Linked DNA regions of Homo sapiens: region 1 is linked to region 2. The links are chromatin loops, found by intact Hi-C in ENCODE. Cell type or tissue: IMR-90. All regions are shown on one strand. Links, peaks and the distances in the headings refer to the core of each region. The heading gives the core; the rest is flanking DNA.

Region 1 (8,727 bases), core at 419-8,418, 390 kb after region 2:
ACAGAAGTTTCCCAGTCAAAAGTAATGCTATGTGTAATTCTATAATGTTGAAAAAGATATTTCAAAGACCACAGAAGGTGACTTGTGCATAAGCATTGCTAACAAAAAAGGCAAATTTGTATCCAGAGCAAAGGATTATTTCAAAGAAAAGTAAGCATTTCTCTTTTCATGATAGAAGTGGCTGGATGATTTTTTTCCCATATTTCCAGGGCAGTGATGCCATGTTGGGAATGCAGTATTTGCCTCTGCCCCTGGCAGTGTGGGAAGGGTTTAGCAAGTGAATATTCCTGTTGCTGAACCCATGCAAAACCTCCATTCCCAACACCATGCTGCTTTGTTTGTGAGTCTATATGACAAGGAAAAGATCAGCACCTATTACAGAACATTTCAACTTGTCCACCTGATTATTAACATTTTACTCTTCTATGGTTGCTTCTTAGTGAGCTGCTCATGAAACCCAAGTAGCTTCACACTCTATGCCCATTCGGAGATGTCTAATATGTACCTCTTCCCTAGACCTTCTTTCCTAGACCTCCAAACTTTCCAACTTTGTTTTTTCAGTTCTCTGATTATCCAGCCAAAATATTAGCCACTCTCAATACTCAGTGTAAATTCATTTGCTAGTTCTCTCTCTCTGTGAGCAAAATGCTTAGCTTTCAGCAAGGCTTAAATCTCTGATCCTTTTTCTTGGAGACATCATGAAGAGGCAAATAATACTTCAGCCACCTATTTACAAGAGGTAATAGCATATTTGTAAAAAATAATCTGTCAACCAGACCTATTATTTTTTTCCCAGTCAACCTATTATAGGTATCACCTAGGAGTCCATAGTTGCAGATTTATAGGGAGGAGGCAACTTAGAGTAGGAGGCATGGGAATTTGGTCATGTGCCATTTGGTCACATGACTTACTTATTCCCTCAGAATCTCTTCAAGCCCAATAGCATATATAGCACTTCCATTTAATGATGGGATGCTACTGAGTCTGCTTGCCAATCTTACAGTATATTGGATTAGACAACACTCAGTTTATGCTGAGCATATCAGGTCCCATGGTAACCTGGCTGGCTCATAGTCAAGCCAGCGGCTATTTTGTAGAAGCAGAATGGTACAACTTTGCTTTGAAACCCTAAAAATTTACATTTATTTCCCTTATAGAGTCCTGCTCATGGCTCCTTACAGCATTCTTATCTACAATAGGTACTTTCAATACCATTAGATCTACTGTGCCACAATGACAAACTGGCAGAATAGCTTCATGGTAGCCTAGATCTCTTTCAGTGACACTATTAGCTGACCACAACAGGAAGCTAGAAATCAAGAGAAATCAGTTAATGTCATTCATAACGTCACCGCATTCATACCCATGAAACAAGGAAGGTAAGAATGGTGGATACTAGATTGGAAGAACAAATAAAGAATATCAAACACACTAAAACTGGCATATTTTTAGGATCCATCATTGAATCAGTCCAACAAACATCATTCATATTTTTTGTATTGAAGTGGGCAAGAGTGTTTTTGTGATCTTAGAAAATTCACTTTACCCATTTAGCCCTACGTATCTTTTTTAAAAAAATTTCCAACTTTTATTTTAAGTTCAGGGGCACATGAGCAGGATGTGCAGGTTTGTTACATAGGTAAATGTCTGCCTTGGTGGTTTGCTGCACAGATCTTCCCATCAATGATGTATTAAGCCCAGCATCCAATAGCTATTCTTCCTGATGCTCTCCCTCCTCCAACACCCCAACCTCCGACAGGCCCCACCCCTGATGTGTCCGTGTGTTCTCACAATTCAGCTACCACTTATAAGTGAGAACATGCAGTATTTGGTTTTCTGTTCTTGCATGAGTATGCTGAAGATAATGGCTTCCAGCTCCATCCATGTTTCTGCAAAAGGCATAATCTTGTTCCTTTTTATGTCTGCATGGTATTCTGTAGTGTATATGCACCACATTTTCTTTATCCAGTCTATCATCAATAGGTATTTAGGTTGATTCCATGTTTTTGCTATTGTGAATAGTGCTGCAATGGACATACACATGCATGTATCGTTATATCAGAATCATTTATATTCCTTTGGGTATATAACCAGTAATGGGATTGCTGCGTCAAATGCTATTTCTGCATCTAGGTCTTTGAGGAATCGCCACACTGTCTTCCACAACAGTTAAACTAATTTACCCTTCTGTCTATGGCCATACCACCATGAATGTGTCTCATCTTGTCTGACCTATTAGTCTTTATATGTACAATGGGAATGATAATAGTTCTTATTTCAAAGAGTATATAGCATATAAAAATAAAACACTTAACCCATTGCTTGGCAAAAGTAACACATTTAATAAATAGGGGATGTTAAATTTGCTGATCATTTAAGGTAACTTTTTTAAGTAGATAAAAAATAAGTTTGGATAAGTTTACTGGCAACAGAATATGAAGATTCTGAAATCTTGGCTGAGGAATTAGGACTTTTTGATGCATACAATCGGCACTTAGTAAATCCAAGAAATACTTAAGCTTAATTACTGTCAACAACTAGATGGTTGCACTAAGAATTCTTTGGCAATTAATTCACTGTTGAAAACTATTCAGAGTAGGGAGAACATTCTGCTTGTCCCAATGATAATTTCAAAACAATAAAATTAGCTTTGTGCTAATGTAATCCTTAAGGTACTGGACATGAAGTTTTATGGTAGTAAAATCTCAGGCTGATGCAGTAAATAGGTGATGACTGTAAGACAGGCAAAACCATCATGCAAGAGAGAAACATTTTCAGATTCTACCAATTTGAAGGCTCCTCTCACTTTACCTTAATTCAGGCTGCAAAATAAATCCACTTCCATTCCATAGCACATATCTTAGAACATGCAGAATAATTAATGATGTCCTGAAGAGAAGTTTACAGAGAGAAAAGTCATTCTTATACCAAAATAAGAAGTAACAACTTAGCAGACTCTAAGTTGAATGTTTCAGCTTTATATGGATCAATACAATAGCTACTTGTAACCAGAATTTTTACATTTCAGAAATGCTGCAGATGAAGGTTCCAACAGTAAATTTTGAGACATTACCAATCAAAAGACAGATTTTTTTTTGCAATTGATATAAGTTGCTTGTTACCAAGATGAGAAAACCTAAAGCATATACATAAAATTGAACCAAGAGAATGAAAGGAAAAGTTCAACACTATATTTGCTACCTTGGTAAAGTTTTCACAACTACATTAGGAAAAAGATTATACAAATATAAGCTGAAGTTTGAATAAGGCAAGTGCCCATATCATATACTTGCCTGACGTTCTTTCCTTACCTCGGGATGTGTAAATTAAAAATGGTGTATGGGTGGGCATCAGGAAAGTCAATACATTTTTTAAAATCTATAAATGTGTAATAATGTAGAGAAGGGAGAGAGAGCTTTCTCTAGACATTCAAATTAGTCTGTGACTCCTAAAATGGCCAAGAACAGCTATACAAGTATTATTTGTAACCGTGAATATATAGTTAATGTTGGTCAAATATCAGTACACAATTTTTCATGAATTTAAGGAAGATTTTAGGAAATTTTATTGGTAAAAATTATAAATATGACATCTAAAACATCACAATTAGATTAATAAATTCTGTAAGTTTGTTCATAATGTTTCCAAAGTAAAATTTTAATCAAACAATAAAATTTGTGGAAATGCTACATCGATCAATGTTATTATTTATGCACATTGATAATACACAAGCAAATTGTGTCAGGCAAGTTATACTCAAATAAAGAAATAAGCATCTGGAAAAAATTAGAAATAAATGAGCCTGAGAAAACATTCTTTGATGACAATTACACGTATTATCAATGATTAATAGAATTGGTGAATATGAGAACAATTCATATTTATTCCGATCATTTGAGGCACTAGGCAAAAGGACCTGTATTTCAGAAAATGGTAGCTTATAAAATATTTGTTTTTCAATTTATACTAAAAACGGTATTAAAGTCTATAAAGTAAATATTGCGCTCAAGCATACCACATTTGTGAGTCCCACGAAGAAAGAAAACAGATTTACATTTTGGCACTGATAACATTATATATTTAGAGTTCATATGAGAAAAGTAAGCCAACCTATCACTCTCATTATATAAATATGGTGATATTTTAACTAGTCTGTGCAAGAGAACATAATGAATAAACATGATCATTTTCTTCAGGTTTATCAATTTAGCATGTGACAGAAATACAAATGGAATTCAATTGAGAAGAGAAGAGATGTATTAGCATATTTATTCTACCTATAAGTAGGGTGATAGCTGGCCTGAAGGATAGAGAGGATCAAAAATTTAAACAGCAAGAAAATTGTTTCTCTAGGCTTTACTTTCTGTGATATTCTGAAAAGACCAAGCACTTGCTACTCCTCTTATCAGTCAAGTTACTGAATCAATTGAGAATAAGTCATGGCAGTCAACATTATTACTGATAATGCTAAGTTGAAAGATATAGCTTAGATAGCACAGCCAAGTGGACTTGTTAAGTGAACCACTGATTTAGACAGACTTATCTTCCAGTCACAGGCAATGATGGTGGAATTCTTTTCATACCTCTTACAAGCTGCTCCATTCCAGAAAAAGTTGTAGAGCTGAAATGAGTATGTCCAATTTAATCTTTCCAAACACGTCAGTGGATGAGTCATTCTATTTTTCTGTGTAGGAGGATAGAAGAGACTTTGAGTTACATTAATTGAATTTTCTTTTTCAAATGAAAAGAACATGAATTGGGGGGAGGTGGTTCCCCAACATGTGATATTTTGGTTTATTTCTATATGTCATGCTTATTCTCTGATGATCAGCATGTATTGAAGGAGGTGTGACAACTCGCAACACACTATTCACAATCTCAAAACTCCAAAGCAAAACAGAAGAAAAAAACCACATCAGAAAATGTGCTTTTCTCAGTTCCAAATTAAATATTTCTACAGAAAATGTTGATTTGCTTAACTTGGATTATGTGCTTATCCCTTGAAGAGTCACTGTGTACATCTGAGTGATAATTATCATTGGTGAGGCTGGGTTTCATGTTTACCTCTGAGAGAAGAGAAGCAGAATATCTTTATAGGAAAAAAATGTGAAGTAACAGTTCTGAGTCCACAGGAAAGCAGCCTCCAAAAATCTCTAAAAATATGTATTTAGTTTACCTTTCATCCATTCAACAAATATTTACTGAAGGCCTAGAATGTGATGAGTGCTCTGGCATCTCACATTTATTTGCACTTCAACCTGACACTGCATGCCGAGATCGTCTGTATACTCATTCTTGGCCAAACAGACCTGTATATATCTGTAATCATTCACTGCCTACTATCTGAAAGCACATTTTCATATGTTTACCAAATTAAATATAGCTGAATCAGGTTAATATTAGCCTTTCAATTTCTCTCCATTTCAGATTCTGTAATTCTCCAAACTTAAAATTACAAGGCTATTAATAACTTTTCTCCCTCTTTTTCTCCTCCTACTCTTCTTTGTCCTTCTTGTTTATTTTAATTACATTAGACCAGTTTGTCTTGAATTTTCTTGGAATTTATTAGTGAACAAAATTCAGAATGTTTTCTGATTTTCAAGAAAGCTTACGTAATTTTTGCTTGTTTCACTCATATTTGGAAAATCCATAGCCTCATAATGTGAAGAACTGCCCAGAGTAAAAAGCATCAACATTTGAGAATTCTCCTTACATCATCCATAGACATTCATATGAAGTCAATAAATTTTTACTTGTGGAAGAACACTAATGAAAGATAAACTTCTGCCAATTAGTTTAAAATCAAGAAGTGGTGGTAAAATTATATTTGTGGTTGTTCGGGGACTTTATAAGTATTATATAACGGTAAAAATTCTCATTTTTAAAAGAATTCATAGAAAATTAATGTAAGCACCTAAATTTTATTTATTGGATATCTATTCTATATCAAGCACTGTTTATAGACACCAAGGACATTAGAGTGAACAAGACAGACAAAGACATTTCTGTTATGGAGTTTATATTATCCTGGGAATAAACAAATACAATTTATAAGAAAATTTCAGGTAGTTTTAAGAGCTATTAAGTGAAACAGTTTATAAATGGATAAGAGGTGTCTGGGTAGGAGTATAAATATGGTTTTTAGATGGTTTTTGTTAGGTCAAGATAAGGGATTCGAATATGATTCTGAGGAATTGGAAACAATACAAAGGTTTTTAACTAGAAAGTAATTTGATGTGATTTATGTTTATTCTTTGTTCTGAAATCTACTTTGTTTGATATTGCTATAGCCACTCCATCATTCTTTTGATTAGTATTTGCATGATATATGTATTTATTTTTATCCTTTTACTTTTAACCTACAAATATCATTATATTCAAAGTAAGTTTCTCACAGATAACATACAGTTGGGCATTTCTTAATCTATTCCGACAATCTGTCTTTTAATGTTTGTGCTTCAGCTTGTCCAATTAAACTTCTAATATAATTAATTTGAATTTAGTTCTATCATTTTTTTATTTGTTTTATTCTTGTTCTCTCTATTTCTTCTTTCTTTTTTTTTTCTTTTGATTCCTCTGTTTTCTCTTTCCTGCTTTCCTTGGGATTATTTCAACCTTTTTTGTATCTCATTTCAATTTGTCAACTATATTTTTTATTATAGCTGTTTGTACAATTTATTTTTAGTCTTTGATATCATGATTACTATATGCATATTTAACTTTCCAAAATCAAACTTGATTCAATATTTTACCCCTTCGAGGACAATATAGAAACCTTATCACCATACAGGTACCTTTATTGTCCCTAGTTTAGATTACTGCTGTCTTATATATGACATCCACATACATTTAAAACACATTCAACAAAATTATAATATTTGCTTTTAAACATAAAACATATTTTAATAACGAAAGAGGAGAACAATAGTTTATTCCATATAGCCATACGTTTACCATTTTTACTACTATTTTTCATCCTTGATGTTCCAAGTTTCCTGGTGGTAACATTTTCTTTCTGCCTAAAGACATTGTTTAGTAATTTTCTAGAGCAAGCCTATACACAGTGAATTTTCCGTAATCTGAGAATGCCTTGATTCCTGCCTTGATTCCTGTTCATGCATGAAGAATATTTTCACGGATATAATGTTAGATTGAAATTATTTCCATCAGCATTTTAGGAAAAATGTTCCACTTGTTTCTGTCTTCCGTGAATTGTGATGAGAAATCCATAGTTGTTCCAATTGTTTTTGCCTCTAGGAGCCTCACTTTTCTCTGGCTGCCTTTGGGACTTTTTTCTCTCTAGTTTTCAATAGTTTAATTAAGTGTGTTTGGATGTGGATTTCTTTGAGGTTATCTTATTTAGGGTTTCTCTGAACTTCTTGAACCTGTATGTTTATAAGTTTCACTAATTTGAGAAAGTTTTTGGCAATTATTTCTTTATTATTTTCTGCACAGTTTTCCTCTCTTTCTAGGACTCTGATGACACAAAATTTAGATATTCTACAATTGTCCCGTATGTCTCTGAGAGCACTGTTTATTTTTTGATCATCTGTATTTATTGACCATACTGGATAACTTCTATTGATCTACTTTCAAGTTCACTGACTTTCCTTTTTCATCTCCACTTTTCTAATGAGCTCATACCTTGAAGGTTATGTTATTGTTGTTATTTCTTATTCATCCTTGGTTTTTGGGGCATTTTTAAATAGTTGCTTACAAAACCCTTGTAATAATAGTTACAACATCTATGTTACTTCAGTCTTGGCAAATATTGATGGTTTTTTCACATCAGGTGTTTTTCTGATTCTTCACATTACAAGTAATTTTGGATTATATCTTGATATTTTGTATATAATGTTATGAGGTTCTGCTTCTTCCTTAAATTCTGTGGAGACTGATATTTCTAGTTTAGAAGTCAATCAACCCAGTTGGAATCAGGCTATAAGTTCTGACAAGCTTTTTTTGTGTTGTGTTTGCAATAATAGTTTTCAAAATCTTTACTTTGCTGTTTGAATGTGGTCTGCATGTAACATACACAGTGGCCAGTCTGGGACCTGGGCAGTGATTTAGTTTTAGTTCAATTCTAAAGCATTTTTGTGATTTTTTTAAGTATGGAATCCATGCATGAAGCTTGGAGATGAGCCCAGGAGTCCATAAACAACTTTATAGGTCACTTACTGTGTTAGGCTATTTTTGCGTTGCTATAAAGAAATACTTAAGATTGGGCAATTTGTAAAGAAAAGAGGTTTAATTGGCTCACAGTTCTCCAGGCTGCACCAGAATGAAAACACCAAAATCTGTAGTAAATTGTGTTTGCCGAGTTAAACATGTGGACATAAAGTTTTTTATTTGTGCACAATCAGAGAATAGTCACATTTTCAGCTGAAAAATTTTACTTTTACCAAATATAAAAATATATAGTATTACTAAATATATGTATAAAAACAGAGTCAAATGTAGATTTTGAACTTGAAATTATAATAGCCTTTTTCTGATAAAACATATGTATCTTGTTTTTTGTATTATGAAACATATAGGCAAGATTTTGGATATTTGAACCCATTTATTGAGAAAAAGTATTTGAATGTTATTAAAATGGTAAATATAAAAATTATTCATATTGAATTATTTTTCCTAAAATATAATGAACAAATAAACAACTTCGATTAACATATATGGAAATCTGAAACTTAAATTTACTACACTGATAGTTAAATATGACCAAGT
Region 2 (8,727 bases), core at 259-8,258:
TTATGTGTAGAGATACTCAATGTGGCTAGTGTATAATATATTTTATGCTTGTTCTTAACTTTCCTAATAGTTAAATAATATGTGAATTAGTGTTATTTTAATAATTATTATACATTTTCATTTAATATATGTAACACTTCAGTAGCAACATAATATGAAAGACAAATTATGGATGAAATTTCTTAATTTAAGTACTAATTCAACTTTTCTGTAGATCTTTATTCATAAGGAAATCACTAAACTTATTTGGCCTCCATTTACATTGACTGGTGAAAAGGAATAAAAACTAATGCAAAAATTAACAATTGGCCTACAAGAGGAGAGTAGTGGCAAGCAAGTGTTTCCTGTTTAAAAGAAAGGGTATTTTTCCTTGAAGGTATTATTACTTGCTCTTTAAAGGGTGTGAAGTGTTTTCCACCAATTCTCTCTCCATTAGATGTTGATCAACATACTGTTGGCTAGTTAGTACAAGTAAACAAGCAACCAAACAATCAAAAACAGCAATATGCTTGTGCATGTATGCTGATTTCTTTATGTCCAATAAAGAAACAGGGAACTATGGGTGGCATCTCGTCAACCACACTGACCGCTTAGGCCAGGGTAAAAATCCCTCCTCTGAGATTATCTCTCACCACCTTCACTTTAGCTCTGGATTCCTCATCTGCCAGTGGGTACATGGCTTCAATTGAGTTTCAGTCTCATAGGCAAATATTGCTTGTGTGTTCAGCAACTTTTCTCCAGGCATTACATAGCAGGCATCACACTTGGAAAAATTTACTCAACATATCTAAGTCATGGTTATTGTTTCAGTGCAGCAGACATTACAGCAATAACTAAGATAGAGAGTTAAGAGTGTTAAGGGCCTATAAAAATGCTTAAGACTTAAAAGGTACTGAATGTAAATTTTACTAATGTAGCCATGAATATGTACTACTAATTTTGCTTATAACTAATGATCACAGGTTATTGCAGGATATTTTGACTAGTAAGTCATCAAGCTGCAATTTACACACATTATAATTTTTCCACCTAAATTTCATTTGCCATTTTCTCATCCATAAGTTAAGAAATGTATCTACATTTTTATCTTGCAGTTTTGCTTTCAACCTGACTTCTCTTTATTCATATTAGTATTAAGTCTTAGAATTGTAAAACATATGTTATTTCAACTGTTTTTTACCCACTTGAGTCATTCGTGGTCATAAGATATAAAAAAATGGCTTCACGTTTTATATGACTAAGCTCTAACTGCTTTTCCACATGAACTAGTCTGTAGATGTTTATATTTAGGTTCAATCATTTCCTTCTGGAACTTGTTAATTGGTTACGACATTTAAGAAATATATACTTAATTCATAGTATATGTAATATGCTGTCTTAGGGCTTTGGAAAGGGAAAATACAAAGAAAAATAAAACATTGTTCTCACCCTCAGAGAAATATAAAATTCTTTCCTTTTATATTTCCTCAGGTCTATTATTTTCCTATTTTTTTTCTCTCATAGGTTGGTCTGTCAATAATCCTATAATTCAAATTCATTTCACACCACATCTCAACAAAACCAGACTGTCCTACCTCATGGTTATTATGAGATTGAATATGATAATATTTATGAAAAGTCTACCAAACAAAAGCACTCTTTAAGTGTAGGGAATAATAATTTTATTTTCCTGTCAACTCTACAAAAATTTATATTTATTAAGGCAGGAGCCTTACTTTTTTCAGACTTCGTTTGTTCTGGGCTTTAATTAATAACTGTGTCACTTTGAACAGCTTGCTGAAACTTGCTTAGGGAAATTTTCTCATCAGCAAAATGTAGATTATAATGGGACCCACCTCCTAGGACTGCTGTAAGGATTAAACGGGCTAATCCATGTAAAGTGCTGAGCACAGCACATATGGAAACACTAAATAAATTATAAAAGAAAAATAATAACTAACAGTTATTTATGACTAATTATATAAAAGACATTTTATTGTTTTCATAGTAATTATATAATTTCATCAACACAGAATTCCTGATAAAGTTGTCATTATTATAACAGTAATAATTATTATTACTGTGGTTTTAACACTCAAGTAGCACAGTGATTGGTACACAGTAGACATTCAACAAATATTTGTTAAAATCTTGTTGAACTACAAATTATAATTGCCCTTGAGGCCTCAGTTAGCTGTATCAGTCAGCATTCTTGTAAGAACAGCATCTGATTGCAGCAGAAAGGAATTTATTTAAAGACATCGGATTGGATAGTTCACAGAATCAACAAAAGGATTGGAGATGCTGGCTCAGATGCTATGCCAGAAACAAGCCTCAAATCACAATAGCAGAAGTAATCTCTTGAGGGCATCAAGGAGCAAAAGCATTGCAGCTGGCACATCTGCCACACCAATACAGATCACTGAAGTCATCATTATCAGTAATGTCACCAGAGAAAGCATTTTATGCAACTTCCAAGATTTGTACATCTTTCTTATTAAGGGGATATGAAGAAGCAGTTACTTGTTCTTCATTTTGAAGAGGATATCCAAATGTGCACAGAATCACCAGACTCTCAATATAAATAACGTTTATTTTCAGTCCTCATGCATACTTAAGGTATAGGCCAGAAGCTAGAATACCTGCTAGTCGTGTTTTTTTACATATTTCACATTTCATATTTTTCAGAGTATGTCATTAACAAAATATGTCCTGTGGCACAGTGAGATGATCTACGTCCTTGTAAAATAAATTGTAGCACAGATGCTGAGAAATTACTTAAACCCAGAATACAATGAGAATCTTTAACTCTTGTAACTGACATATGAAAGAAAAATTGTGCCTGATATTCTCTGTTTACAGTTATAGAGAAAACAATTTATGCCAGAGAGGAAGCATTATCCCCAGTGCCAAGAATCATGCCAATGGTAAAGCTACCACATCAGGAATAGCAGTTTTAATTAGAATGACTCTATGTTGAAGCTTTAGCCAACATTTTGAGTTAATTGGAGATGGAATATGAATACTCTCTTCACAATTTTCAAGTACTGCATGCATCCCAAATTCCTGGAATTGTGTCAAACATGAAAAACAAGCAATGTAACTCTAGATTTATACTTTAAGCAGAAACAGGAAGCTTCACTTTGTATTTTTGTCTTAATTGATCTTACTCCATAATAGCTTATGAAGTCAATGTTCTTCCATTACAATTTTTTACTCAAGTAATTGGAAACTAAACATCTTATGGGTTACAGTCTTTATTGGCCTAATGTGAAGAGCATATAGGAGAAATTGAATTTATTACCGGATTTTTATAAGACCACACTCTGATTTCCAGAATATTGTAGCATACCAGGGCCCCAGAAATTATCACTCACCATTCGAGTTGAATATTTGCCATACTTACTAACCTGTGATACAAGAGATGTGGTCTTTGAAATGATTCAGGAATGATTCAGGGCTGAGAATTTGATAAGACAACTTTCTTCTCATGATGACTCAAACCAGGCCTTTGTTGCCAGACCTATGTCTTGCTTTTTATATATATATATATATACAAATTAAATAGGACCTCAAGGCACTGGTCATGTATTTGTCAATGCGCATGATCTGATTAGTAAACTCTAAAATTTCTACAGGTTAAACATTTCTAAGTAGCACATTGAACTATCTGTGTATTACAATACCTATGTTCACTGTGACTCTGATGGCTAATAGTTGCTACTGGGCCTCAGTACAGAGGGTAATTATATATTCATTGAAGTCAGAGCTGAACTGATTTCACACCGATTTTCACTCTGATGTCCCTATCCTATAGACAAATGCCAATACAGCACTCGGAGATACTAGCATTCCTTTTACCCATGCATTTAATGCTTTTTCCTCCAATAAAAAATGAGCAAATTCTTGGTAGTCTGTTGGAAAATTATCCTTCCCTTTGAATATTTTTAATAAGCTCCCCTGGGGCATAATGGGCATAAGAATTGGCTTCACAGGGGTGGGAAAGCAAAAGTTTATGCTTTAGATTATTTTAAATCAATTCCAGTCATCCTACATATCTACCCTTCAGTTCCGAGGTTCCCATGCCTCTCCAATCACGGTTCTTTGTAACTTTAACATAACAGATCTGAAAGGAATTTAAATTCAATCCTGGGGTCAAAGCTTGTTTTGAAGCCCTACAGCTGCAAGAGGTGAAAGATTTATTTAGCACAGGCTTTGAAAGTCTCACATTCATTCTGTACTTTGAATGGGTAGGAATTGGGGCACTTTAAGCAAACCATCTCTATTAGTAGTAAACTCACCCACAGTCTTTGAATTTTTCATGCTCTTCATTCAATTATATGCAGGCATATAGGTCCAAATGCCATTTCTGCAACACACACTTCATTCTAGGTGGGCAGAGGTGGAATTTCTAATGTCAAAATTCTACCCTTAATGCTGTGTAGGTTTATAAAGCTTTTTGTCCCAGCCAGTAGGAAACAAACCACATATGCTCTCAATTTTCTTTGGAAGCTTTTACCAAACCACTTCTGGTATCTGTACCTGTATAAGCCCAGATTCTTTGATGTAAATAAGACAAACAGGCTCTAGCTCACTTAATCGGATAAATTCAGGGATTTTGGATGACACAACCAAAATCCAAAATCGGATAAAGGGATTCTGGATGGCACATCAAATCGCCAAGAAAAGTAGGGAAACCTACTCATGTGCTACACAGGAAACAGTAAAAAAAAATTTCATAGGCCCGGCGCGATGTCTCACGCATGTAATCCCAACACTTTGGGAGGCTGAGGCGGGCAGATCACCCGAGGTCAGGAGTTCAAGTCCAGCCTGGCCAACATGGTGAATCCCCGTCTCTACTAAAAATATAAAAAACTAGCCGGAAGTAGTGGTATGCGCCTGTAATCCCAGCTACTTGGGAGGCTGAGGGACGAGAGTCGCTTGAACCCTGGGGGTGGAGGTTGTAGTGAGCAGAAATCATCCCACTGGACTCCAGCCTGAGTGATAGAGTGAGACCCCATCTTAAAAAAAAGAAATGCATAAGACGTATTTAGTGAGGTCAACACTGCTAACTGCAATGAACAACACCATATGGAACTAACCAACTAACCATTACCATTACTGCTGCAAACATTATCTCCTGAGAAAATTTCTCTAGGCACTCTCTTTGTCTTTGCATTAACAACTTAAGATCAAAATCTGGGTGGTACACCTGTTTCTTCTAGTTTAAATGATACACCCAATCCCTCCGTAGTTGCAAGGACACTGGGAGAGTGAGGACCTGGGTTTTCCAGCTTCTAAGAGATAAGGCTGTATTTGAGTAATTTCTCAAACAGATGAATGGGGTCATAAACAGGGCAACCCAGTGAGGGACAGATTAATTGGCTTGATGTATTGAAATGCTTTAATATAAAACATGATGCATCTTTCAGAGAAAAATAAAATAGTGAGAAACAGCATACCTTATTTCTGGCAGCTACTAAGGAATTAGAATCTGTTTCTGATTTATACCCTTATGTACCCATCACTTTGTAGCCTCATAAAATTGTCCAGTTCACAAGCTATTGAACAGGCTTGCCATTTACTTTATGCAGCATTATAGTATTTTGTCAGTTTCCGTATAAACTCTATACCCATGGCTTATAGAATGGTTTGAATAGACTTACATTGATGTGTGGCTACTCAAAGTCATATCAGTGATTTACTGTAGATATTGGGAAATTTCAAAACCAATACAAATCATTGAAATAGTCCCTTAGAACCGTTAGGAGAAAAAAAGTTAGCAAAAGTAAAAAATCTACCAGTTCTACTAAGGGTTATAGCGAGGGTCAAAATTTGTGTATTAGTAGTGCTCCCTGGAGGAGCAGGTGCCATTTCAGCCCTTGGTAACTTTCTGCTATTCAGGACACTGTCTGGAATTTCTCTGTCTCAACTTTTCTTGCCGTGAGTCTTTCTTCTCACTCACATTCCCACTTCTTTCATATCTTGCCAATTTTGTATCTTACTGACTTAAAGCTAGTATTTCTGTAGTGTCGAGGTTTTTGATTAACTTATTTGCTAGAATTTTTTTTTTTTTTGCCACTGAAAATCAGAAGACAAAGGAACTCATATTCCAGGAAAATGTGGTTCTCAAGAAACAAGAAATAGCTTTATTAGAGGGTGTTCTGGTTGAGCAATAACATTGAAAACATAGTTTCATATTTATTTGTCAGCTTTGGAATTAGTACTTAGTATTGCGTCTAAACCAACTGTAGACTAAACAACAGCAAAACACACACACACACACACACACACACACACACACAAAAAAAAAAAAAAAAAACAGCCAATGAAACAGAGCATACTTGCTATGTGTTCATGTATGGAAAGCCCCAAAGTTTTGCATTTAGTGTGAGAAAGTAATACTTTTTTTTTTTAGTTTATTGCTTACAAAAAAATTGTGTTACTAGAATTTGTTATGAGCACTTATTATTTTCCAAGAAATCCTATGTTCACAAACATAAGTAGAAGAAATGGATTTAAAGTCATTGGATTGGTAATATAAAATCAGAAATGATCATTTTTTGTGTGTAAAAACAAATGTTTGCATGGATTCTTTATATATATATCAGACATATGTTTTTTTCTATTTCTCTTTTTATTTTATGTGCCCTGTGATCATCCTTTATGTATTTCGTTAGATATTATGTATTTTTCTATCATTGTACTGAAACTGTTGCTATGCTTTCATAATAAATTTATTATCCATATTGCATTGTCATTTCTACTGAAATACTTGAATTATACCAATATATACATTGATTTAAAAAAACACATACATAAAATGTGAGCCAGTAGAGTTTTACCTCATGTTAACAAGTAATTAAATAATGTCATTTTATTTAAATGTCTGAAGCCAGGCACTGTAGGTCATACCTGAAACTCCAGCGTTTTGGGTCGATGAGATGGGAGGATTGCTTGAGCCTGTACAATATGGTAAGACCCCATGTCTACAAAAAAAAAAAGAGATAAAAGATAAAATATTAGCTAGGCATGTAATCCTACCTGCTGGAGTGGACGAGGCCGGAGAATTGCGTGAGCCCAAGAGCTCAAGGTTACAATGAGCTATGATCATGCCACCCTACTTCAGCCTGGGCAATAGAGTGAAACCTTGTCTCTAAAAAATAATAAATAAAAAATCAATGTCTGAAACAGAAGATATGTACTTGGTGTATTGATAATTCTGTAGTATTGTGCTTATATTTTATATGTATTCACAATATTAATATAAATTGTAATATAATTAGCACAATAATATGAATTAATAACAATCATAAAAGCAAGCACAAGTTTCCTCTTTCAATACTCCCTATCCATAGTCCTGCTTACCAATGACAGCAGCTTCTGTTTTGAGTTATTTTAGTTGATTTATAACTCAAGAAATTACTTACAAATAATGAAAAACTGATTAATGTTTTACATAATTCAGGAAGTAAATTATATACCCTCAAAACTCTAGAAAACTTAGAATGCTTTAGAATATCTTTGAAAATATATTCTAAAGCAGTTCTGAATAGAGGTTCTGAACATTTGAAAGTACACAATTAACTGCATTGGTCAAAGTTTTTTTACGTTTATTAGTAAGGGCAAAAATTCCAATCGGGGGTATGTATCTGAGTCTGATTCTTTAACATCCCCAAAATTTTCAGTTCCCCACTCTCATCAGTTTAATTCAATTGCAAAGCATGGAAATAAATGCCAAAGACATAAATACATAAGATAATTTAATATAGTGGTGTTAATAAAACTTTTTGCTAACAGAGTTATGAAACCAAGTCTTACCTGTGTTTTGCATATAAAATTGCTCCAATAAAATCTGCATGAAGGATTACTGGGATAAATAATTGAATTAATATTTATAGCTATTAGTTTCAAAATTAGCTAATTGGTTATCAAGTGTTAACTAGATTTTCTATTGACGGAAAAAGGATAAAGGCACAACAAACCTTGTTTAACTATTTTCAAAATTACTCAATTTTTAATGGAGAAGTAGTAGTAGTCCAGAGAGTTAACATCATGCCTCATTATTCATCTATAATTTATTAGAAAGTTGTCACCCAGTCTAATTCTATTTATTTCCACAGAATTCATTAATATAATACATTTCACTACGTATTATTATTTGCTTCATGTGAAAAGTTTTAAGAAGACTGTGACTGACTATAAATTCCTGCCAGCTTAGATGATGTTTATTCCCATTATTATTGTTTTTGCAGTTGGTTACTTTGTTTCTCCATTGTCCTCAAAATTATGCCATGAAAAGTACTCACTTGATACATACTTAACACAGAGATATTTGTAGAATAAAATCTCTCTAATTACCAATATTTTAGATTAACTTTTTCTGGGTAATTTTTACATGGTATTGATTTGTTTTCTTTTACAGGCTTATTTATGTATCCCCAAAAGTAGGGCTGTTGTGTATTTTCCACTTTAAAAGCAAATAATACTTTATTTTTTACATAGCTTTGGTAATTCCTATAAGATAAAATGTTATCTGGCATCCCTAACAATTGTGTTTTATTTCTGTAGTTATGTAAATTGTTGATTTATATTATAATACTAATGCATCATTCAAATTTTATTTCTGTATTCTATAAATATAAATTTTACTAATTGCCAACAATAAAAGAAAAGATATCCACAGGAATATTTCCGGGGGTCTTCTAAGTAGAGTGAATTTCAGATACTGAAGATGTTAGTTTTAAC

Evidence for each region. Peaks named below come from ENCODE experiments on the same cell type or tissue, not always from the same donor. Only the 100,000 strongest peaks of a DNase experiment are listed, where the experiment ranks them.
Region 1: a loop joins it to region 2, with 2.0 times the contacts of the local background. A loop is called at or near these places in 1 of 110 quality-filtered maps.

What each region holds. Positions count from the first base shown.
Region 1 is chr1:189,771,422-189,780,148 of GRCh38, reverse strand. It overlaps LINC01701 (long intergenic non-protein coding RNA 1701), which reads right to left and starts at 4,680. Exons shown (of 4, transcript XR_001737811.1): 1 at 4,584-4,680; 2 at 2,812-2,889. In IMR-90, for the core only: no CTCF peak of the experiment used is centred there; a DNase peak (open chromatin) is centred at 4,608.
Region 2 is chr1:190,163,018-190,171,744 of GRCh38, reverse strand. All of the region lies in intron 6 of BRINP3 (BMP/retinoic acid inducible neural specific 3), which reads left to right. Among named protein-coding and RNA genes, the nearest start is that of BRINP3, 310 kb to the left of the region's middle. In IMR-90, for the core only: no CTCF peak of the experiment used is centred there; DNase peaks (open chromatin) are centred at 1,214, 2,234 and 3,444.